Linked DNA regions of Homo sapiens: region 1 is linked to region 2. Evidence: read pairs that join two places in POLR2A ChIA-PET (ENCODE). Cell type or tissue: PC-3. All regions are shown on one strand. Each heading gives the region's core, and the rest is flanking DNA. Links, peaks and the distances in the headings are about the cores only. Region 1 has its middle 200 kb from the start of LINC01871. Region 2 has its middle 20 kb from the start of LINC01871.

Evidence for each region. Peaks named below come from ENCODE experiments on the same cell type or tissue, not always from the same donor. Only the 100,000 strongest peaks of a DNase experiment are listed, where the experiment ranks them.
Region 1: POLR2A ChIA-PET joins it to region 2 with 6 read pairs; 1 of 35 experiments calls an interaction of 5 or more read pairs at or near these places.

Annotation. Positions count from the first base shown.
Region 1 is chr2:7,521,229-7,534,066 of GRCh38, forward strand. No RefSeq gene overlaps it. Among named protein-coding and RNA genes, the nearest start is that of LINC01871, 200 kb to the right of the region's middle. In PC-3, for the core only: no CTCF peak of the experiment used is centred there; DNase peaks (open chromatin) are centred at 2,703 and 8,973; H3K4me3 peaks cover 250 bases; H3K27ac peaks cover 4,090 bases.
Region 2 is chr2:7,739,507-7,752,344 of GRCh38, forward strand. No RefSeq gene overlaps it. Among named protein-coding and RNA genes, the nearest start is that of LINC01871, 20 kb to the left of the region's middle. In PC-3, for the core only: no CTCF peak of the experiment used is centred there; DNase peaks (open chromatin) are centred at 5,505, 6,025 and 9,735; H3K4me3 peaks cover 529 bases; H3K27ac peaks cover 4,739 bases.

The DNA of each region.
Region 1 (12,838 bases), core at 1,646-9,645, 220 kb before region 2:
CACATATTTATTTGCATTAATAAATATCTATTAACAGCTACTTAGAACAAGACACGGAGCTATGGGATATAGATAGTATCAACATAAGGAATCCATAATCCCTTTCTTTAAAGCATTTATCATCCAGCAATCAGAATGACGCTGTTGAAAGACAGTTGGAATGCAGAACGGAGGTGGTAGAGAGTTCTAGAAGGCACACACGGAAAGTCCAGACTGGGGCAGATGGAAGGAGGTGTCTGATGAAGGACGATCATAACTAAAGTATATGCAAAGGCACACAGGGGCAGAAAAGCCCAAGCTATGTTCTGGGGACACCAGGTTTGGTGCAGGACATTTGGCTGTGGGATGCAGAAGGATGGAAGTGGGAACAGAGGATGAATGGCAGCTGTTCTCTGCTGTGGCTGGAGGGAAAAGGCAAGGCTGGGAAGCTGGGCTCGTTTTTAGACGTTAATATAATCTTTGGACATTTTTGAACTCAGAGAAATTGATATTTTTACTTTTATGTTTTAGAAATTTTGGCCAGACAGTAGTAGAAAGACAAAACTGGATAAAGTTGAATATGTAAGCCTTGTTCTGATCTTTGGGTCATGGTACCTAGTCTTCTTACTGGCTGCATAAATAACACACTTCTGCTCCCATGGGTCCTTTAAACAACCAGTCCTGCATATTCCAAGGATTACAGCCTCATGTCTGATGATACAAAGGTACTTCAAATATAATTCAAGCCAAACCTCTCATATTCACAGTAAGAAAATTGAGACAAAGATAAGTGAAGTGACTTTTAATGGTACTCCCTTTGACATCTGTAAAATGAAAGTCTTTACCATACAGCACACTCACATAGAGAGGAGTCTGTGTCCACTGGCAGCTGCTTCTCAGCTTCATCCACACTGTGGCCACGGAAAGGCCTGCCCTCCTGTTCCTTTCCTTAGAAAATTAATTTCTTGAGCCTAATTTGGTGGAAATGTGGATCTACTGCATATCCTGTGCAGGTTTAAAAAAAGCACTTAATTGCTAATTGCCACTCATCCTTTTGGGCCCTCTGGCATATGCAATATTTCATAGCTTCTCTAAACTCACCAACGATAAAATGTTCAAGCTAAATGCATAGGGTCAATAGGCTGACTTCCAGATTCCATGTACATTTTGTTTTAGTGTATTATCCATGCTGTAGGCATATACTTCAATACTTTTCCTTTACGCTGCAATACCTCAGGGGAAACTGAGGCTGTGATGCATCTTTGACTGAAGGAGTCCTGTGAAAACCAGGAAAGGCAGAGGCAGACTTAAGGTCATAGTGTGTATATGACACGTAATTTCTTGTGTTAAAATACATACTTACCATCTCTGCCCCCACCAACAAACAAAAAAACACACAGACAAAACCTGTGTGAACCTCTGATTGTCTGGAGGTAAAGGTGGAATCTATGTTTGGGTCAGAAACAAACAACATGATGGGCTTAAAATTAATGTGTCAAATGTGAAATGTAAATCACATCTCAGCTGCAAATACTTAACCAGATAGACGTGAGAAGCAAAGAAAAAGAAGTGGCTTCCTTTAAAAAGATCTACTACTGGCATCCAGATTGTACTCTTGGATCTGAACCCCACTCCTCCTAAATTCTCATGTGCTTTTCCACATCTCTTCCCAAGTCTGCTCCAGGAAAGTTAACAAGAGATGAGCTCAGCTCTAAGGAAATGAAGGGTCCTATGTACTTGGAAGATCATTAGAGGTAGAATGCAAGATGATGCTTCAATCTCTGAGCCTAAAACGGAAGCCTGCTCACCTGGACTTTGAATCAATGTGCTTACTGTTGAGAAATGCACACCATGCATGTTGCTTTGGCAGCGAAGCACGTCACCATCACCGTCTTCCTTTCTCCAGTTCATCTACTATAGCATTTCAAAGGCTCATGAGGTACTGAAGCAAACACGGGAATCCAACCTCTAATTGAGGGTTGGAAACATAAAGGGAGGTGTACATGAGGCATTGTGATCCCAGCTACCCACCAGCCAGCTGCCTTCTGCTTGAGCAATTTATTTGGATTACCACAGTCAAGCTTATCTTTACTCTCACATATTAGACAGGCATAATATTAAGAATAAATTATTTTAAATCCCTTCCCTGAAGAAAAAAAAAAAGAAAAGAAAAATATTATGAAAAAGCAACATCTTGTTGCCAGAACTGTTCTGAGACATTAAGAGTGGGCAACAGCTGCCTATTTTTCACTCCACATCGTAGTTATTAAAAAGAATTCAAATGGTTCGCAGCAGGGATTATGCTCCTGAGTTTGGGGAAGATGTAAATGCAAACGTCAAGAAAAAACTTCAGTTTGCTCATTGGTGCTCTCCTGTAACACTCCGTGACCTTGTTGGGCTGGGTCTGGAAAGAAGAACATAGACAGAAACCATTTGGTCAATCCGTGGTCTAAGTTCAGGAAGAATGAAGCACACAGAGAATGCTTTGTGGATATTTTAATTTGAGCCATATTTCTTTGGATTCTGTCCACAGTGTTTTTAATTTCATCAATTTGTAATTTATTATAGTGACAATATGAGTTGTCATATTTCTGCTTTTACTCATTGCAAACAAAAAGGCTTCCGTAGAGTCAGCTTTCTCCAGAACTGGGGTTGAGTCATCTGTGCCCTCATTTTCATCAGCTTCCTTAGATTTCCTTGAAAACAAAAAAGGTCAACGATGAATTTTTATAGAGTTTCAAAAAGGTGTCAAAATCGCGTTCTCAAATGCTACAGTACGTTAAGCAACATAGACACCGTACTTGTCCAAATGTCTTTCTGCTGGGGAGAATAAATGGGAGCAGACCAGGTGTGTTTAAGCTGGGACTGCGTGACTGTCATCCTCCCAGCTGAGCTTGCCAGGGCGGAAGAATCATCTTCACCCTCCTCTGTGAGTTGAGTGACTGCTTTCTAACTCCTGCATCCTGAATGTCCCACCTGGGTTTCTTCCCAGTGTTCTTTCCAACCGGTTGGAGCCTCTCCAGTTACTTATCTCTCCTCAGTCTTCTTCTACCTGGTGCTCCGTTCTCTACCCCATCGTCTTCTTTGACAGCCAAAGTAATTTTATGAAGTAAATGTCAAATGATGTTCACCCCCTTATTCAGCAGAATTAAGCTCCCACTCATAGGCATGGCTCATATATGTCTCTGCTAACCTTAGATGGGCCATTACCTCACTTCCTCTGTGTCCATTTCCCTCCAGTTACCTCTTCCCTGTTCCCAAACCCATGACACATTTCACACCTTTAGACCATTGCTTTTACTATGTTTGCTGCTTGCTGTTTTCTCTCTCCCCAAATCCAGGCACTCTTCTCTTACCCATGTAGTAAATTACTGTTTAATCTTAAAGATCCAATTGTCAAGATACAAACGTCCCTTCTTTTTTTTTTTTTTTTTTTTTTTTGAGACGGAGTTTCACTCTTGTTGCCCAGGCTGGAGTGCAATGGCGCAATCTTGGCTCACTGCAACCTCCACCTCCCAGGTTCAAGCGATTCTCCTGCTTCAGGCCCCCGAGTAGCTGAGATTACAGGTGCATGCCACCATGCCTAGCTAATTTTCTGTATTTTTAGTAGAGAGGGGGTTTCACCATGTTGGCAGGCTGGTCTTGAACTCCTGACCTCAGGTGATCCACCCACCTTGGCCTCCCAAAGTGCTGGGATTACAGGTGTGAGCCATCACACCTGACCCCTTCTGTCTTTTTATGTCAACCCATGTCCAGTTGGCTCAGCCAGCTGTCTTTCTGTAACCTTTGTGGGCGTGACAGTGTGTGTGGTTCAAAGGCAGGCAGCTGCCAACAAGCCCGTGTCTGAAACCCACTTCAGCCCTAGTCAGATAATCTTAGCAATTCATTTATCCTCACGTGGTTTCATTCCTCACCTACAAAGAAGTGATGAGAATAATGAAGGCTGTTTCCAAGGTGCTGTGAGACTTGACGGAGGTCATATATGTAAAAGATGCAGCTCAGTGCCTGACACCATGACAGACAGAGCCCATTAATATTACCTGTGTCAATTATTGCAGTTTTATTTCACATTATTATGTCACTTCAACATATCTCTTTCCCTGCTAGATTGTGTATTTTCTAAGGGAGAGAATGAGCCTTATTGGCTTTTACAATAAGGTACTTTCTTTCCATCCACATGGCATGGGGCAAGTATACAGTTGGCGTGAGGGTTACCAGATATGGTGCAGGGTGCTTAGCTCAATTTTTCAGGTTAGTAACAAAATTTCTTAGTATATGTCCAAAATATTAAATGTGACATACTTTTACTTAAAATATATTTTTAGATATTTGAAATACAAATTTGACTGGATGTCCTGTATTTTTATTTGCTAAATCTAGCTACCCCAATTGATGCTTATCATCTAAGTTACTTCCTACATCAATTTTTTGAGATTAAGATTCGTAAAAGACTCTCCTATGGAGGTGAAGTTATTAGTTGCTTATTGCAAGTATTTGAGACATCAACACTTATTTCCCTGTGACCCTGCACTGGATTATGAATGTCTCAGTGGAAACCTCACCATTGTGAAACTAACACAAATAAGCACACTAGAAAAAAAAGTCATCACTACAATTTTTTCCTTTACTAAGCAGGGGAAATCACCAAGTGAAGTGAAAGGACACAGTGCCATTTCCTTGGAATTTCAGAATTCCCAGGGATCAATGTCCCCTTTCATTCTGCTGCCTGGAGAAGGGAGTGAGTGAGTCAGAAAGTGAGCCTCAACCCCACCCTTCCAGCACAGTCTCCTAACTCATTCCCTCCTAGCTCTCCTCCCACCTCCAGTGTTCCTGCCTCTAAAACCTAAAGATGATCAGGAAAGGGGTTGAGAACATAAGTGTCATTGAAATCGAGTCTCTGGGGAAGCCAATATTCTTATGCCTACAGTATTAGTCCATTTTCACACTGCTATAAAGAACTGCCAAAGACTGGATGGCTTATAAAGGAAGGAGGTTTAATTGGCTTACAGTTCAGCATGGCTAGGGAGGCCTCAGGAAACTTACAATTATGGCAGAAGGTGAAGGGGAAGGAAGGTACCTTCTTTATAAAGTGGCAGCAAGGAGAATGAACGCAGGAGGAACTACCAAACATTTATAAAGCCATTAGATCTTGTGAGAACTCACTCACTATCATAAGAACGGCATGGAGGAAACTGCACCCATGATTCCATTACCTCCACCTGGTATCTCCCTTGACAAGTGGGGATTATGGAGATTATGGGGATGACAATTCGAGATGAGATTTTGGGTGGGGACACAGCCAAATTATATCACCTACCAAGGAGAAATAGTACATTCTCTATGATTCAAGAAGATGATGAGAAGGGTAGCCATTACCACCAAGTGACTCACTCATCAGGATCCAGGGCACCCCTATAGCTGGAACTATGGATTAGAGGGCTTGCTGGGGATGCAGGGGCTTAGGAAGAGGGCCTGCAGCAAGGGAGAGTTGCCTGCAGGCTCCCATTACAAAGAAGAGCCAAGGTAAGAGAACCATATTGATGCAAGCAGCTCAGGGGAAGTCAACTACTGGCCACTGTTAGATATGGAAATAATGGATATCACTAGAGGTAGTAGCAGAAATTCAACTCAACCAATGTAGGCAACCAGTCACAGGGTAAGGAGAAGGGAGGCTGAGGGCAGGCAGGACTCCTGCCTCTTCCCAGGGCCTACAGTAGCTGGGTAGAACTCTGTGAACACTCAGAGAGGGGCACAGTGAACTGACAAGAATACCCAGAGGCAGGTGATGCCCAGAGAGCAGAGCCACTATCAGTTAAAAAGTTAAAAGAAGGCTGGGTGCAGTGGCTCACGCTTGTAATCCCAGCACTTTGGGAGGCCAAGGCCGGCAGATCACTTGAGGTCAGGAGTTCAAGACCAGCCTGACCAACATGGTGAAACCCTGTCTTTACTAAAAAACACAAAAATTAGCTGGGTATGATGGCATGTGCCTGTAATCCCAGCTACTTGAGAGGCTGAGGCAGGAGAATTGCTTGAACCTGGGCAGCGGAGGTTGCAGTGAGCCGAGATTGTGCCACTGCTCTCCAGCCTGGGTGACAGAGAGAGACTCCACCTCAAAAAAAAAAAACAAAAAGTTATAGGAAAAAGGTGCATGGCTATATATAGTGTGGTTGCATTTTCTCGTTTCTACCCACAACAATGGAAATTGTTGTTAACTTTTATGCCACATTATTAGTCAGTTTAACATATCTCTTCCTGTTGGATTGCATGTTTTCTAAGGGAAAACATGCCTTTCCAATAAGGCACATTATTTTCACTCACATGACATGGGGCAAGTATACAGTAGGTGTGGCCACTCTTGTGTAGTTGATTTCTGAGTTGCTCACATCAATATGGGTCTCTTACCTTGGCTCTTCTTTATAATGGGAGCCTGCAGGCAATGCTCCCTTGCTTTCCTCTCTCCCTGGGCCCCTGTATCCCCAGCAAGCTCTCTTCTTCATAGGTCCAGCTATGGAATAAAGGAAGTCAAAGGATCCACAGCAGAAAAATAAGTGTTCTTCATCGTTCAGAAGGAACTCATAAAGATGAAGCTCATCCGTCCTTTGTAGAAATGAATGATCTAGTCAAGTCTTTTTTTGGCTATACATTTTTCTTAAAACTTTCTTTCCTTCCTTCCTTCTTCCCTCCCTCCCTCCCTCCCTCCCTTCCTTCCTACCTTCCTTCCCTCCTTTCTTCCTTTCCTCTTATTCTCTCTTTCTCTCTCTCTTGCTTTATCTTTTGTGTCAAAACCAGCTCAAGAAATAAAATAGAAAAACCAACCTGGATTGGAAGGTGTATTAGTCAGGGTTCTCTAGAACTCCTATATATGTATATAGGATTTTATTAAGTATTAACTCACAGGATCACAAAGTCCCACATAGGCCGTCTGCAAGCTGGGGAGCAAGGAGAACCAGTTGGAGTCCCAAAACTGAAGAACTTGGAGTCCAATATTCAAGGGCAGGAAGCATCCAGCATGGGAGAAAGATGTTGGCCGGGAGGCTAGGCCAGTCTAGTCTTTTCACATTTTTCTGCCTGTTTTATATTCTAGCCACACTGGCAGCTGATTAGATGATGCCCACCCAGATTCAGGATTGGTCCGCCTTTCCCAGCTCACTGACACAACTGTTAATCTCCTTTGGCAACACCCTTACAGACACACCCAGGATCAATACTTTGCATCCTTCAATCCAACCAAGTTGGCACTCAGCATTAACTATCACAGAGGCTTTTTTTTTTTATAAAATGAAATGCATTAGTTTTCTGTTACCACTATATAAAATTGCTTAGTGGCTTAAAACAACAATAATTTATCCTCATACAGTTCTGGTAGTTGGAAGTCTGAAAGGAACCTAATGGGCTAAAATCGAGGTCTTAACAAGTCTAGTTCTTTCTAGGGGCTCTAGAAGAGAATTTGTTTTTGGTGTCTTTCAGTTTCTACAGTCTGCCAGCATGCCTTAGCTTGTGGCTGCACCACTCTGACCTGCCTCCATGGTCACTGCCTTCTCAGTCTGACCACCCTACATCCCTCTTAGAAAGACCCTTGTCATTTTATGGAGACCTCCCAGATAATCCAGGATGGCCTTCTCATTATAAAATCCCTAATCACATCTGCAAATCCATTCTGCCATATATGTTCAGAGGTTCTGGGGATTACAACATGGACACTTTGGGAGTGACCACTGCTCAGTTTACCACAGAGGCTACCAAATATTCCAAATAAGAGCCTTGAGACAGTGGCCCCCTGGCAGCTTGCCTGGACCCCAGCCTGCTCTTGGGTTCTGCTCCAGAACATTGTGTTCTCTTTTCTCTCTATTCCTCACTGCTTTTACTTTGCCCTCTCAGAACACTTGTTTCCTCTGCTTCTTCTTCAGCTCAATAGTGGCACCCCAAGGCCACTCCAATAGCCATGACACATTAACGTTATACTCCATTACATTCCTCACATGTCCTGAGTCTGCAGTTTCCATTATTGAGAGAGAGAGAGGCTGAGGTTCCCTGTTAACAAACCTTAGTCCTTGCCGAGTTCCTACCACCTTGTGAGCAAGGGATGCCCCACATGTAGAATCAGCCCTGAACTCCACAGCTGTCCTCATGGCTTCTTTGAAAGCCTAGCTTCATGTCTTATTTTCTACTCCTTCCAGTTCTTTTAGCAACACTCTTTTGAAAACCATGATAATATGACGATACAAGGCACTTCATTAAAGCCACAGGAAAGTAGCCTGATAATTTAACAAGGATGCCTGACTTACGTGTAGCCAGAAATCCATCCCTGCCCTGAAGGAGAATGATATTTTTAATTGTAACAGAAGTTAAGTGCAGCCTTGTTTTAGGAAGACTGTCTTTCTCATGCCTGCTAACCTTCATATGCAGAGTTTTCAGATCATTTCAGTCTTTCACCACCCTTCATGGAGAAAACTGACGACAAATGCTTGTTAAAAAGGGTACTAAATACAGCAGGGTGGGGTGGCTCATGCCTGTAATCCCAACACTTTGGGAGGCCAAGGCGGGCAGATCACTCAAGGCCAGGATTTCGAGACCAGCCTGGCCAACATAGCAAAACCCCATCTCTACTAAAAATACAAAAAAAATTAACTGGGCACGGTGACACATACCTGTATTCCCGCTACTTGGGTGGCTGAGGCACAAGAATCACTTGAACCTGGAAGGCAGAGGTTGCAGTGAACCAAGATCATGCCACCACACTCCAGCCTGAGCAACAGAGAAAGATCCTGACTCAAATAAAATAAAATAATTTAAAAAATTAAAAAGCAGTACTAAATACAATAAATAAAAATTAGAAGACTACCCTGTGTGGCTTCTTCAGAAAAAAAAAATGGTCTCAAATAAAGTTAAAGTGTTGTTGTATTAGTCTGTTTTCACACTGTTCTAAAGATACTACCAGAAGCTGAGTCATTTGTAAACAAAAGAGGCTTAGTTGACTCACAGTTCTGCATGGCTAAGGAGGCCTCAACAAACTTACAGTCATGGTGGAAGGCAAAGGGGGGAAGCAGGAACCTTCTTCACAAGGTAGCAGGAGAGAGAGAGTGCACATGGGGAAATGCCATTTTTTAACACCTTCAGATCTTGTGAAAGCTCCCTCACTATCATGAGGATAGTATGGGGGAAAACCATTGGCTCCTGTGACCCAATCACCTCCAACAAGGTCCCTCCCTCAAAATGAGAGGATTACAACTCCAGATGAGATTTGGGTGGGGACAGAGAGTCAGACCTGGAGACCCTTGCAAATCTCACATTCTCACATTTCAAAACCTTCATGCCTTCCCAACAGTCCCCCATAGTCTTAACTCATTCCAGGAGTAACCCAAAAGTCCAACTCCAAAGTTTCATCTGAGACAAGGCATGTTTCTTCTGCCTATGAGCCTGTAAAATCAAAACCAAGTTAGTTACTTCCCAGATACAATGGAGGTACAGGCATTGGGTAAATGTTCCCATTCCAAATGGGAGAAATTAGCCAAAACAAAGGAGCCACATGCCCCATGCAAGTCCAAAACCCGACTGGGCAGTCATTAAATCTTAAAGCTCCAAAATCTACTTTAATTCAAAGTTTCACATCCAGAGAATGCTGTTGCTAGTGATGGGCTCCCAAGGCATTGGCCATCTCCACCCCCTGTGGCTCTGCAAGGTATAGCCCCTGTGGCTGCTTTCACAGGCTGATGAGTGCCTACAGCTTTTCCAAGTGCATGGTACAAGCTGTTGGTGGATCTACCATTCTGCGGTCTGGAGGATGCTGGGAATCTTCTCACAGCTCCACGAGGCAGTGCCCCAGGGGGACTCTGTGTTTTGGCTTCAACCTCAATATTTCCCCTCTGCATTGCCCTAGTACAGGTTCTCCATGAAGGCTCCTCCCCTGCAACAGACTTCTGCCTGGACATCCAGGCATTTCATATATCCTTTGAAATCTAGGCAGAGGTTCCCAAAGCTCAACTCTTGTCTTCCATGCACCCACACCATGCAAGGCCCAACACCATGTGGGAGCCACCAAGACTTGTGGCTTGCACCCCTTGAAACAACAGCCTGAGCTTTACATTGGCCCCTTTTAGCCACGGCTGGAGCTGGAGCAGCTGCAATGCAAGGTGCCAAGTTCCAATGCTGCACAGAGCAGTGTGGCCCTTGACCTGACCCACAAAACTATTTTTCCCTGCCAGGCCTTCAGGCCTGTGATGGGAGAGGCTGCCATGAAGGTCTCTGATATGTCCTGCAGGCATTTCCCCCATTTTCTCAGCTATTAGCATTCAGCTTCTCATTAATTATGCAAATTTCTGCAGCTGGCTTGAATTCCTCTACAGAAAAGTTATTTTTTCTTTTTTACCACACAGCCAGGCTTCAAATTTTCCAAACCTTTATGCTCTGCTTCCCTTTTAAACATAAGTTCCAATTTCAAACCATCTCTTTGTGAATGCATATAACTGAATGCTTTCAGAATAAGTCAGGTCACCTCTTGAATGCTTTGCTGTTTAGAAATTTCTTCTGCCAGTACCCTAAATCATCTCTTTCAAGTTCAAAGTTACACAGATTTCTAGTGCAGGAGAAAAATGCTGCCAGTCTCTTTGCTAAAGCATAGCAAGAGTGACCATTACTCCATTTCCCAATAAGTTGCTCATCTCCATCTGAGACCACCTCAGCCTGGATGTTATTACTGATATCACTATCAGCATTTAGTCAAAACCATTCAACAACTCTCTGCAAAGTTCCAAACTTCCTCACATCTTCCTGTCTTCTTCTGAGGCCTCCAAACTGTTCCAACCTCTGTTTCTAACCAATTTCAAAGTCACTTTCACATTTTCGGGTTATCTTTATAGCAGCATTCCACTCCTGGTACCAATTATTTGTATTAGTCCATTTTCACACTGCTATGAAGATACTACCTGAGACTGATAATTTATAAACAAAAGAGTTTTAAATGACTCACAGTTCCTCATGGCCGAGGAGGCCTCAGGAATCTTACAATCATGGTGGAAGGTGAATGGGAAGTCTTCACAAGGCAGAAGGGAAAGTGAGAGCATAGGAAACTGCCATGTCTAAAACCATCAGATCTCCTGAGAACTCCCTCACTATCACGAGAATAGCATGAGGGAAACTGCCTACATGATCAAATCACATCCCACCAGGTTCCTCCCTTGACACATGGGGATTACAATTTGAGATGATATTTGGGTAGGGACACAGAACCAAACCATATCAGTTGTGATATAACCTTTTAGGAGTCAAGAGATCAATTATCAAGATTTGTATACTCTAAGCTTCTTGAACTTCAGTACTGTCATCGGTGAAATGGTTCTAATTACAATAACTGATGAATATTTAGCACTGGTAAAGAAGTCAGTTGAATACAAAAATAATGGAAAAAAATGTATATGCAAAATGCATTTTTGTGTTTAATACTGACATTGATTTCTGCCATGTCATTCTTGCAGAAGTGTGTAAATATTCATATTTTTCTATCTAAATAAGATTTGCACGTTACATGGCAAATAATCACCATGGTGCAGTGGAGATAACCCTGATCCTGCCACTTGAGAAGATGAAATGGAATTAGAAAGAGACAGGGATGAAGATTCAGGCAAACTGGATTAAATTCCACCCACCCCTAAACTCCATTAAGTGAGATCTTGGGAATGTGTCTTAACATGGTCATCAATTTTGCCAGTGGTACAATGAAGATAGTAGTGCTGACCTCAAAGGATTGCCAGGAATTAAAATTTTAAAATGAGATAATATTGAAATTGTCCAGAATGATGTCTGGCACTATGCAGTCACTCAACGTTGGCTAATTCTGGTACTTCTTAGAGTTCAAAGATGGGTAGATTGTATTATTTTCACTTCCTGTGAAACAAATTGCCATACACTTAGTGGCTTAAAATAACACCCATTTATTTGCTCACAGTTCTGTAGGTCAGAAGCCCAACAAGATGAGACTGGGTCCTCAGGCTCTTACAAGATCAAGATGTTGGCCAGGCCAACTTTCTGGCTGGAGGCTCTGGGGGAAAAAATCACTTCTGAGTTCATTCCAGTTGGCAAAAATCAGTGTCTTCCAGATGTTGGTTTGGGGTCCCGCTCTCTTGCTAACTGCCAACTGTAGGGTGTTCTTAGCTCTTAGAGGCTACCTGCATTCCTTCTCCTCAGGCTCCTTCTTCAAGCCAGCAAGGGAACATCAGAACTTTATGTGCTTTGAGTCTCTGACTTCCTTTTCTGCAACCAGACAGAGAAAACTCTCTCCCTTTAAGGGGCTCTCATCATTAGGTCAGACCCACCCAGATCATCACTTTATCTTAAGGTCAACTGCATCATATAATAAAACCTGATCCTGGGAGGTATAGCTCACCCTATTTATAGTACTGAGGACCTGCAGGGCTTACACACCAGGGAGATGGGAAAACTTGATCCTCATCTCAGAATTCTGCCAACTATAGTTGATGTTTTCTTCATGCTACTTCCTAGCTTTGTGAACTTGGCCAAAAGGACCCTTCTCAATATCCCTGCCTTCTGCCACATATTCATAAACATAAAGCAGGGTAAGGTAGGGAAATCAGTCTACTCCAAAGGATTATTATCAGTTTCACATAAGACAGAGAATGCAGAGCATTTGTAAGCTGTAAAGTGCCTTTTCTTAATCACACATTTCTCTTTGCATAGCATTTTTTAAATTCTTACATTGCATTGCATTTGTTACAAATCCATCATTTTCTCTAGAATTCTAAAATGGATGGCAGTAGATATGTTATTTATTTTATTTTATTTTTTAATGTTTTTTATTTCAATAGGTTTTTGAAGAACAGGTTGTGTTTGGTTACAAGAATGGGTT
Region 2 (12,838 bases), core at 2,976-10,975:
CAGCAGTGTGAGAACAGACTGATACATCCCCAAACACTGACACTTCCCCTAGTTAGAAAGATGGCTGAGAGACATGGGATGTGGCTTTCGCCTTTCTGAAACTCCCAATCAAGTGAAGAAGATAGATTTATACATAAATAATTCATTCATTTGTTCATTTATTCAACTTTCTTTTCATCACGTATTTTTATGCCTGGGATTGTAGCAGGCATGGGAACAAACACGCTGAACAAGTCAGACCTGGCCCTCTACCCCGGGAGCTTGCAGAATAGTGGAGGGGATATATATATCAAATAAACGTAAGCCGGATAGATACCAGCTGGGATCACCATGCCCTTAAGACCCAGAGAAGTCCTGTCCAAATGCCCATCTCATCAACCACGAAAAGCCCTTTGTTCTCAAGATCTCTGTAAGTCCTGGGGATTTTAGCTCTTCTCATCACCTTTGGTTTCTAAGTGTGTTCTTATTATTTACTTTTCTGTTGGGGCTTGTTCTTTCACATGTCCCTGAAAGCAAGCAGGGACATACGGCCCAGGCCTGATACTTTCTGGAAGAACAGCCCTCTCACAGAACTCCTTGGAGGCTGCCCTGCAGAGGAGGTGGTTACCATTACAAAGACAACCAAGAGACTTAGAGCTGAGCATTAAACTCCCTGTAGTTGGAACAGTCCTCTTCCTTTTCTGGCATCTCCAGCTTGGTCTGATAAATTACTCAAGAGCTTTGCTCATCTCTGTGCTCTCCTGATGAGCCCCTAGTTCCAGCTTCTGGTTTATAATGGCCCATTTTTTCCGTCTCTTCTTGCACCTCCAGCTCACACTCTTAGGGCCCCACCTGCTGTCTCTTAAGTGTCTGATCAGTGCAAGTTCCTAAAAAAAAGAAAGCATCCTTCATGAAGCATATTTACCTGATGAAGTAGTACTGTTTTTCACCCCAATACGTATAAAGTTACAAAACTAATGATATACTTACTGGTGAGAGAGAATGTGTAGGATGCTGTGAGTGGTAATAGGGTGGATCAGTTAGAATAGGATGGGGCCTACAGGCGAACCCGACAAACGGAAGCTAACTGACCTGGCTGGAGAGTAGCAAAGTTATTTCTCATTTACCCCACCCCACCCCATATGTGTTGCTGGTCAGCAAAGGGTCACTCTTAGTCGCTCAGGAATCCAGGTTCCTGCATGTGCTGTCTCAATGCATGCTTCTGTAATTACAAGAGCTAAGATACAAAAAGAGCATAGCTCACCACACACTAATTCATTTGCTTTTTCTTTTTTTTCTTTCTTTCTTTAATTGAATTTTTTAAAAAAAGCTTTATGAGGTATAATTGACATACAAAAATTGCACCTATTTAATGTATACAATTTGATGAGCTTGGACACATACATATACCTGTGAATCTACCGCCACAGTCAAGGTAATAGTCATAACTACCATCCCGCAAAGCTTCCTTGGGTCCCTCCGTGTGTGTGTGTGTGTGTTTGTGTGTGTGTGTGTGTGTTTAAAACACTTAACATGAGATCTACCTTCTTAACACATTTGCAAGTGCATAACACAGCACTGTTGACTATGGGCACTACACTGTACAGCAGACCGCTAGTGCTCAACGTGCATGCAAAGCTGTAACTTCATGCCAATTAAACAGCAATCCCCCATTTCTGTTCCCCCCTGGTCCCTGGTAACCACTGTATTTTCTCTGATTCTCTGAGTTTGATTATTTTAGGTACTTCATATAAGTGGAATCATGCAGTATTTGTCCTTCTGTGCCTGGCTTATTTCACTTAGCACAATGTCCTTCAGGATCATCCAGTGTTGTCACAGGTGGCAGGATTTACTTCTTTTTTAAAGCTGAATTATATTTGATAGTATGCATATAGAAAATTTCTTATCCATTCATCTGTTCACGAACACTTGAGTTTATTGCATATCTTGGCTATTGTAAATAATCCTGCAATAAACATGGGAATATAGAGATCTCTTTGAGATCCTGATTTCTTTTGGGTATATACACAGAGGTAGAATTGCTGGATCATATGGTCATTCAGTTTTAATTTTTTTTAAAATCTCCAAACTGTTTTCCATAGTGGCTGTACCATTATACACTCCTATCAACAGTGCATAAGGGTTCCCCTTTCTCTACCTCTTTGCCAAAACTTGTTATATTTTGCTTTTTTCGATAATAGCCATTCTAACAGGTATGAGGTGGTATCTCCTTGTGCTTTAAATTTGCATTTCCTTGATAATTAGTGATGCTGAGTACCTTTTCAGGTACCTGTTACCTATTTGTATGTCTTCTTTTGAGAAATCTCTATTCAGGTACTTTGCCCATTTTTAAAGCTATTTCAAATTTTGAATTTTCATGTCTTTGCTCTGGATTTGCCTTAACCCTGGGTACCAAGAGCACACAATGAGGGAATTACAGTCTCTTTAAGAAATGGAGTTAGAAAAATATCCACATGTAAAAGAATAAAGTGGGATCCATATCTTACACCATACACACACAAAAAAACTCAAAATGGATTAAAGACAAATGTTTAAAACCTGAAACTGTAAAATTTCTAGAAGAAAATATAGGAGAAAAACTCCATGACATCGATTTTGGCAGTGATTTCCTGGATATGACACCAAAAGCACAGGCAACCAAAGGAAAAATAGACAAGTGGGACTACGTCAACTAAAAAGGTTCTGCACAGCAAAGGAAATAATCAGGTTGCAAACGCAACCTAGGGAATGGAAGAAAACAATTGCAAACCATGTATCTGATAAAGAGTGAATCACCACATTGATTCTTCAAGTGATTTCTGTGCACTTCTCAGCCAAGGCATTGCCCGTTTTCCCAGCCATGCCCTTCATCAATGAAGAAGGAAGCGCCCTCCATGCATGAGGGACAGCAGACAGCTATCAACATTCACTTTTTACTTTCCACTTGCAAATACTTTCACTCCTTCCCCAAAAGGAACCATCCAAAGCCTACTCCTGGTATCAGGCTCAAAGTCCAGGAGCTTATGACTATTTCACAGGCAGGTCTGGCTGCAGCTGTTTTGGCTTTGGACATCTATATACTGACCAAAAACAAACCCAACGAAACAAAAAGCAAAAACAAAACAAACAAAAACTACTTTCTTCCCTACAAGCAAAACACAATGATAGAAGGACTGTATAATTTCAATGAACACTCTGAAATCCCACTGACAGACATTGCTTTTTAAGTTTCTGTTCTACTTCTTGAGCCATTGTTCAAATTGTTTCTTCTTTTTAATTACCATATTGACCACATATGAGGAGGTCAATAGGAAATATCTGTCTTTAGGGCTGCACAGGTTTCCCAGCATGCTCTCTCCCTAGAGAAGGTTGGGGGCCCAAGCCTTAAGTCCTGAAAGGTCAGTAGCTTTTAGACCACACTGGTGGATCTTCAAAAATACAACTCTTTCAAATCTACTTTGTTTCAGTAGTCACATCCAAAATTATTTTTCAGACATGCATTTTTCTTTCAGTAGAGTTAATTGCTGGTATTTTGAGCCTATCAGTTTCATGGAAGAGCCAAGCCAATTCTCTTTATACCTGAAACATTATGTCTAATTAAAGTAATTCAGCAAAATGTTGGTAGTTTAACAAAGAGGATAATGACCTTCTTGATTTGTTCCTTGCCTCAAGACTGAATTTTCATCAATCTGAGTCTGAATGCTTGGAGACTGAGAGTCGCTTATATTTCTCAACCCTTCAAGTCATTGAATTAGGAATTTTCCATTCCTTTTCTTCCTGCTTGTAAATTGAACAATTTTTTTTCTGATCTCATCTCTTTTTCATTGACCTTTGTCAAATGTAACCTTTAGCAACCAAACCATGTTACCAAAGTCTCTCTTCCCATTTATTTGCCTAAACCTATGCTCTTATTAGAAACTGATTTGTCTTCCAACTTACCATTGATGGCAGTTTTCCTAAGTGTTTCACTGCAACCTAATATGGATCATCATCCTTACAAATGTTAAGAGTTTTCTTACTGCTCGCTGTCCATCCTAAAGTCAATGTCACATAGTTTAGAGTTATTGTTATGATTATATTCCTTCTTTGGTACAAATTGTTCTGCTCCAGCACTACACAATCCAAAAAAACAACCAACTTAATGATAAAAAAAAAAGTTTCCTTCCCACATTACATGCCCATTACAGGTAAACAGTGGTATTCTGTTCTTTGTAGTCAAAAAAGGATCTGAACTGATGGCTATCTCATCATTGACACATGCGTCTAAGAGCTCAGGGGTTGGAGAAGAAAGAGTATGTAAACAAAGTGACAGCTCTGAAAGCTTCCACCTAGAAGTGACAAGTGTCTCTTCCACTCACACCTCATTGGGAAAAGGTGAGTCACATGACTAAGCCCTGAGATACCTATAGGTGAGAAGGGATTGTCCTCTCCCAGAGAAAAGTGGTACATATTTTTGAATGCAGAGGGTACATAAACTAGTAGGAAGTGTTAACAAATACCTTTTCATGGGTATTTTTAACCTGAAAAATAAGTGGGTGTTAGAACTTTGAGAAAAAGGGTCAACATGTGTTATATACCAAAGACAAAAAGAAAGACAGCACAGTCTCAGAGAGAAAGCCAGTACGGCATGAGATGGCTCAGGGATTGTTGGCGGGGCCAGACAGTGGCACAAAGTCACAATGCTTTAGTAGAAAGACACAAAGACTACTGTGAGGAAGGGAGGAGGATGTTCAGATTTCAGGATTTTCAAAGGTTTCTTGGAGAAGTAGGACAGTAAACACTGACAATATTTTGCAGACAGAGTCTTATTTGGGAACTTTTGGGGTAAAAGTTGGCATTTTCTTGAAAGAAGCATGCCAAATAGCCAAGCTCTGCTGTCCCAGGGCACAAAAACTGCACCAGCAAAGTAATTACCAGCCCAAGAATTAGCAGCAGGTGTAGTAATAGGGCAAGGACTCATGTCAACATATGGTAAGTCTCTCTAATGGCTGGGTATAACTTTAAATCGGAGGGGATTCATTTTAAACTCATGATCTCAAACCTTAACTGATGCTATATAGTAGCCAAAAAATTATGTTTTCCCAGTACTAGTTTTTCAAACCTTCTTGTTAATCAGACCTCTACCATCCATCTACATGCACCCTCATGATCATTGCAAATAGAGGTCATCAGGCTCAAAACCCCTTACATGCCTACCACTAAGCCAATGACCTCTCTCTACATGCACCAATTCATCTCTCCCCTTGCCTATCAAAACAGAGGTCACCATGAACTCTCACTGGATTATTGCAGCACCATCTTAACAGGGTTCCTAACTTACGTTTCTCTAATTTGTTCTACAACAGCAGTAAAAGTAATGTTCATAAATTACAAAACTGATATCATATTACTGTCCTATATAAATCCTTCCAATACTTCTTTACCATCCTTACCACGAGCTTCTCACCATGACCTTCTCACCATGACCATCTTACCACAACCTTGTCACCATGACGTTCTCACTAGGACCTTCTCATCATAAACTCACCATGCTTACAATTCCAGGCAAGATCTGGCCCCTGCCTGTCTCACTGACCTCATTTCCTGCCACACTCCTGTTTGGTCAGAACCGCCAGCTACATTGGTTATCTTTCTGACTCTCAAACACAGAGCTTTATGGTTTGGGTTTTTTTTCTTTTTTTTTTTCTTTTCGTTTCTCTGGGCCTTTATAAATGCTATTACCTATACCGATAGTGGTTTCTGTTTACCTTTCATTTAACCGCTTCTAATTCTCAAAGCTTGGCTCTGTTTAAATATCACTGTCTTGAAGAGGACTTCCCTGACCAGAGGAAAACGGCTTTCTACTTAATATTTTTAAAAACGTATCTAGTTTTTTATTCATTACACAATGCAACTTGCCAATGCTTTTATTCAATTGACTTTTCTTTACTCATGCTGCTGCAGAGTTTTTGGTTTTGGTCTGCCTCCTCATTAAGATATGTAACCGAAAAGGCAGGAGCCAAGTGTCTTTCTGACCATTTTGTACTCAGTGATGAGTATGCAACCTGGCACACAATAAATATTTGTTGAATAAATAAATCACAGGCGCATAGCCCAAGGCCAAGGGCTGCTCCACTTTCACATCTGTACCAATCAAATTAAACTGCTAGAACAGCTTCAAGACTTTGAGAAACAATAGATTTAGGGCTACAAAAGTGACAGTGATTTCTATTCCTCCTTGTTCTCTCATACTGCTTTTAAGGTTATCTCCAAGACTGAAATGAATCCCATACTGACAAAACAGATGCTTCCAATCAATAGAAGTCCCTACCAATTCCTCATGTTACTCAAGAATTAAAGGAGGCTTCCATTTAGCATGGCAGATAATGTTCCTTCCATCTCATTAAAATACCCATAAAGGCATATTAAAGTAAAATCTATCAACACAGTACATTAGAGATAAAAATGGACAATAGACTCAAGAAGGGGCAGTATTTCCCCCTACATATATCTTCTATGTGTGTAGGTACCAAGAAATATATTCTTGGACTAAATATCCCACTTTCTATCCTGCATGTCAAAATAAGCCAGATGGCTCCAAAAATGGTAGGAAAAGACTTTTGAACACTGTTCTGTTGCCTGCCTCTTCTTAGGGATCTCAGGGTTTGTAGTGACTGTAAAATGAGCCAAGATACAACCAAACAATAAAAAAATAAGTAAACAAAAACAAATACTGATGAACAGAGACAGAGATCCTCTTGCTGAGTGAACACGCTACCTGAGTGGCCCAGTGTTCCATACCAGCTCACGCACCCCCCGTCTATTCCCACTCAGACTCCCAGCCCATGAGACAAGGAAGAAAAAGGGCATGAGCAGAGCAGTCTTGCATCTTGGGATACTCACCTTCTAAGCAGAATGTTTTTTCTTTTTTTTTTTTTTTTAACTTAAGGAACTAGGCAGTGGCAAAAAGAAAAAGCTCATGGGCAATGGATGCAGCTTGTATTCACTTTCGTGTAGAAAATCAGCTCAAAAAAGAATTGCAGGATGCTTCAAACTCTCTACTATAGTCAGACACTGACCAATTGGAGGATTCAAACTCAAGCTAGCAAAATAAAACTGATGAAAACCTTCAACCGAACATAATTTAAGGGAGAGCTGTGCACTTCCATCTGAACTTAGAATCACATAGGAAAGACATTAGCCCATGGATATCTAAAACCCGGGAGAGGTCCCTCATCTAGTCAGAGATGAGAAACACACATGTAGCTCTGAAACACAGGGAACATGCATATGTAATCTAAATAAAAATTAAAATAAAAAACTGCCTCTCATTACAGTTATATACCATAAGGGGTGCTGCCAAATTTATATCCAGAGTTAAATTCATATCCTAAAGTACCCTATTTGTCACAGAATAACAAATAGATATGAAACAGAGATTGATTTCAAAAAAACTGAAAAATAAAAGACAACTCTAAGGAAAACAAAAAGAATGAACTGAAAGTGAATAAAACTTATCAAAATATGGAAAATAGCAAGATAGATCAGAAATTTTAAGGATCAATTTTTTGAAATAATGAAAATGAGAGAGCAAATCTATGACACAGAAAAATAAAAGTATTAAAAATCATAAAGTTCATATAATAATAGTGAATAATAACAGTAGTGTATAAAACCTGAAAGGCTGTCAGGTGCGGGGTTAAATGCCAATTACTTTTACATCTTGTTGTATAGATACTTTCCTGGATTTTTTTTTTAATAGAATTTTGCTGTCACTTGGGCTGGAGTGCAGTGGATCACCACAGTATCAACCTCCTGGGCTCAAGCTATCCTCAGCCGCCTGAGTAGTTGGGCCTTACAGGAGCATGCCACAATGTCCAGCTAATTCTTCTATATTTTTTGCAGAATTGGGTCTTGCTCTGTTGCCCAGGCTGGTCTTGAACTCCTGGGCTCAAGCAATCTTTAATCTTCCTGTTTCGGCCTCCCAAAATGCTAGGATTACAAGCATGAGCCACCATGCCTGTTCTAGATATTTTTAAGTTGCCAAAACAGTAGAAAGAATGAGTAGAATGCTAACAAGTATAACACTATGGATTTTTTGTTTCAAAATTTAACAAAGGATTAATTGTAAAATATTTAATAAAATCCAGAGCACAGACACATGGACTGCTACCCAATTAATTCTATAAAACTTCAAAAAGATTTCTATCAAGATTTGAGAATGCACACAAATAACAGTTGTGAAAAGAAAAACCTTAGACGAATTAAATTTCACAGAGGTCAATTGAGCAAACAATGATTTGCAAATTGGGCAGTTCCCTGAACCAGAGAGACTCTGGTGCTGTTGGGTGATTGGGGAAGATTTAAGGGCTGAAAAAGGGCCGGGTGCAGTGGCTCACACTTGTGATCTCAGCACTTTGGGAGGCCGAGGGGGACAGATCACTTGAGATCGGGAGTTTGAGACCAGCCTGGCCAACATGGTTAAACCCCATCTCTACTAAAAATACAAAAATTAGTGGGGCATGGTGGTGGGTGCCTATAGTCCCAGCTACTCTTGAGTCTAAAGCAAGAGAATCGCTTGAACCCGGGAGGCAGAGATTGCAGTGAGCCGAGATCATGCTACTGCATTCCAGCCTGGGCGACAGAGCGAGACTCCATCTCAAAAAAAAAAAAAAAAAAAAAAAAAGAGAGAGAGAGTGAGACTCTGTCTTAAAACAAAAAAGACTGAAAAAGGAAATCCCAGGTAGAAAAGACGGAAGTGAGGTCAGAAACAGCCAGACTTGTTACAGCTGGGTAGTGTCTTATTTGAACTTGGTTTGGACAGTTGGCTGCCTTTGGCCAAAACTCAGTAATGGGCACAAGGGTTGGTTCCAGTTTGTTTAACATCTAGTTAGGTTTCAGTTCACTGTACGTGAAGAAACCTTCAGGCTGAATTTAAAATATGTAAGGAGACAGCTTTAGGCTAAACTTTTTTAGCAGAATTTAACACTGGGAATTAAAAATAGGTTATTAAGCTAAAATTTTTGTGTTACTTTAAAACATGCAAAAATACGTTTGTTCATCATTAATTCACTATAGGTCCAAGGTCTTTTCTTTGATATGTGTACCGATCATAATTCTGTATTACATGTTGAACAAGCAACCTATCATATACATTTCAAGTTTTGGTATTTTGAAAGTGAAAAGTGAAATTAAAGACATTTACAAAGCAATCCACGTCCAGAAACGTTGTGACGCTGCGTTGGAGAGGCTGTGGGGCTGCCGAGAGAGCGTGGAGATTCCATTAAATTCAGACTCTGGAACAGGCCCTTTGTAACCAGTAAAACAGACAATTTTAGCCGTCACAGACGCTCTGCAGCCGTAAAGTACCTCTAAACAACTAATAGTGTGAAAGTGTGGTGAGAAATGAGAGCTCGACCACAGCTCCTGAAGGCCAGCCCTATGACATCTGTTCCCACCACAGCGGGTGGCTGTTCCCATATCCAGCCACAGCAGGGTTCCAGCCCCTCTGTACAGGGGAGAAAGATGTGGACCCTGAGGATGCTGACAACCTGGGTGCAGAGCAAGATTGACCAGGGATCTGCATGGCCTGTCCTCAGTAAAGACAGCCTGGAGAGGACCAGACTGAGGTCACGTTGAAAAAAGGGACGTGACCAAGGGACAGGAGTCCCCTGGTGCTACATCGTCAACTGCCTGCCGAGGAACCTGGAAAGTCCTTCGCCAAGAGATGGCTCGAAGACAGGAGCAGCCGATCCTACTGAGGTCACTGAGCGCCTGAGGCTGGGCAGGATGCAGCTGAGCAAAGCCTGGCTTGGCAGCTCTACGCTCTTCCTGTTTAGTCATCCAACAAGAAGAAAGAAAAGTGAATCTCTAGCAATACGATTTTTCTTAAAAAAATGGCAACAAAGACCTTTCATTGTTCTATATAGGACCAAATAAAGATTTAAAGAACTCACTTCAAATTTGTATTTCGTCTTTTCAAGGTGAATTTTTCGAAGTATACAACTGCAAGCACTCTTAATGTTTAAAATCAAATTTTTAAAAATAGTTCTGAATGTTCTAGTGAATGAAAAGAGACAAGAACCAACATAACGGGAACTACTTGAAATAATAATTTTTAAAAAGTCCATTTATAATTCAAAGAATATACTTAGATTATACCTTAGATAGCCTAAGAGAATCAACTGAAAAAAATGTTAGACTCAATAACTTAGATAAGCAAAGTAAACAGATAAAATATAGATACAGATTATTCAATATTTTTTTTAGAAATGAGCAGTAAGCTTTTAGAAAATAAAATGAAAAAAAGACCCTATCCAAAATAGTAGTAGAAACATAAAGTACCTAGCTATAAATTTTGCAAGATTTATGTAGAAAGTATATGAAAACAAAAATATTTCTATGATCTGTAAAATACAAATAATATACAGGGTTTATTATATTTTGAATGGAAACATTGAATACTATAAACAATTTTTATAATAAGCCTTTAAAAAATTCTTCCATAATGAATTTATGTGATTAAAATAAGTCAGACCAAATTGCTAATGACAGAACATTTACGAGAATGAAATAAACCACAAGCTGTCATCTTTGCAACCAAATGGAGACCGATAGAAGAAAATGGAAAAAAAAAATATGTTACTGATTTTGTAGAGAGATGGAAGCATTGTTTAAAATAGCATGCTAAGACATGCCTGGAAATCCATATCCACCCTGACTGCCTATGAAATGAGCTAATGAATTATCCTTAATTTTATTTTCTAAGCAGGTTTGAGTTATGTGTCTGTGTCGATCAATTGCAAATGAAAGAACATAATTACAACTAGCTATTAATTTATAAAAATAAAATCTAGCCTCTATAGCAGCTGAAATGTTTGTACCAATGGAAGTGTCCTGTTCTGAGATGCTCAACACTGTGGCCCACATGGGGCTACTGGGTGCTCGAAATGTGGCTGGTGCAGCTGAAGAGCTAAATTTTTTAATTCTATGTAAGTTAGTGAATTTCAAATTAAATTATGTGGCTGGTGGCTACAGCTTTGGACAGGGCAGCTCTATAATGATAAAATCTTGTAATTAAGGTAATAAAAGCTGTTTTTGCATTACAAATTAGAAGTAACTTTGGAAACCCCTTAATGCTGGAGAGCATGACATGTGAAAAGAATTCTCTCATTTACCTGTAAAAGCTCGAATTTGTACACACTTGCAATCTTTTCCTAAAATAATATGTCAATTTTTATCAAGTACAAAACTTTAGCCCAGTAATTCTGGAAAATTCTAGGGAATCCTAACAAAATAGTCAAAGATGTTGATAATAATTTGTGCATAAAAAGTATTAATACCACATCATTTATGATTTTAAAAATGTAAAATACATTAAAATGAGCAACAAATAGAAACAATTACCAACTAAATGAGTAAACAATGGAAATAATGAAAATTTGGGAACTTGGAGAACATTAACTATTATACCTTCACCTAAAGTCAAGTTTACAGCAATTATTCATTAAATTGCAAAATATTTACAACATAGCATTTTTAAAAAGATACAAATATCTCTCTGTATAGACAAATTATATATAATATATAATAAATATAACATACTATATTATATGTTAGATTAATATAATTCAACATATGTGATTATATTATATATCAATATATTATTATGAATATTTTCTTAGTATTTCATATATTAATGTTATATATTATGTATTAACTAACATATTATATATTTTGTTAATATAATGGAATATATTATATAAAACATTACATGCTATATAAACATATTAGGAATAAACAAATAATATTCATATTCACCAATATTTCAAAATAACTTATAGAATATGGAATTTTAAAAAAACTTGCTTCAGATTTGTCATAGTTTGTCCACTTAAGAAGTCTTCAATAAAACAGTAACACTGTAAATGAAATTAAGCCCTCACATTTTAATAGTAGTTTATAGTTTACAAAATATCTTCACATTTATCTTTTTAATCTTTCAGTAGCCTATTAAGATAAAATTTAATGTAATTAAATTATTTGGCCAAAAGTATATATTTTTCCAGTATTATAGCCCAAAAGAGAACTCAGCTGTTATATCTGTCATTGTTTAAATTGGTGTTGAATTTAGTAATATCTTAGACGTGGTGTGAGTCTTTTTATTTCTTAGTTTGTGTCTTTGTCTGATAAGCTGCAATAATCTAATAAATAATTCAACTACTCAAAAATAAATTACACGGCTATTTTATTTTATTTTTATTTTTATTTTACTTTTTATATAAAGACAGGATCTCATTATGTTGCTCAGGCTAATCTCAAACTCCTAGGCTCAAATGATGCTCTTGCCTTGACCTCCCAGAGCGCTGGGATTACAGGTGTGAGGCACAGTACCCGGCCAACACTGTTAATTTAGAGAGTCAAATTCATTTTGTAGTAGAAAGGATGCTTTCTATTTTCATGTCTTTGGAGATACTTTAATCTCTGTAGAGTATGTTCTCGTGCATGTTTTATAGCTTGTCTGTGCTCAAATTCTCTAGAATAAAAATAATGTATTAAATAGATAAAGATACAGACATAGACACACAGATTGTCATGGGCAAACTTGCACCTCTGCTTATCAGGTAAACATTTCCTTCAGCACTAACCTGGCAAACTTTACTTTCAGTCTTTAATGCAATTAAATTGAAGCTGGATTGATTATCTGAATCACTATATTTTCTGAGGAGTGATCAACGTATTTTAAGGAAGGGACTTACCCCAAATTTTTACCTTAGGATCAAACTTGTTAGTAAATGAAATCTTGGGATTGTCATGGTCCTTTATCAAAAATAACTCAAGGTATTTTATAAAAATCATCTCAGGAGTTCTTTCCAGTACT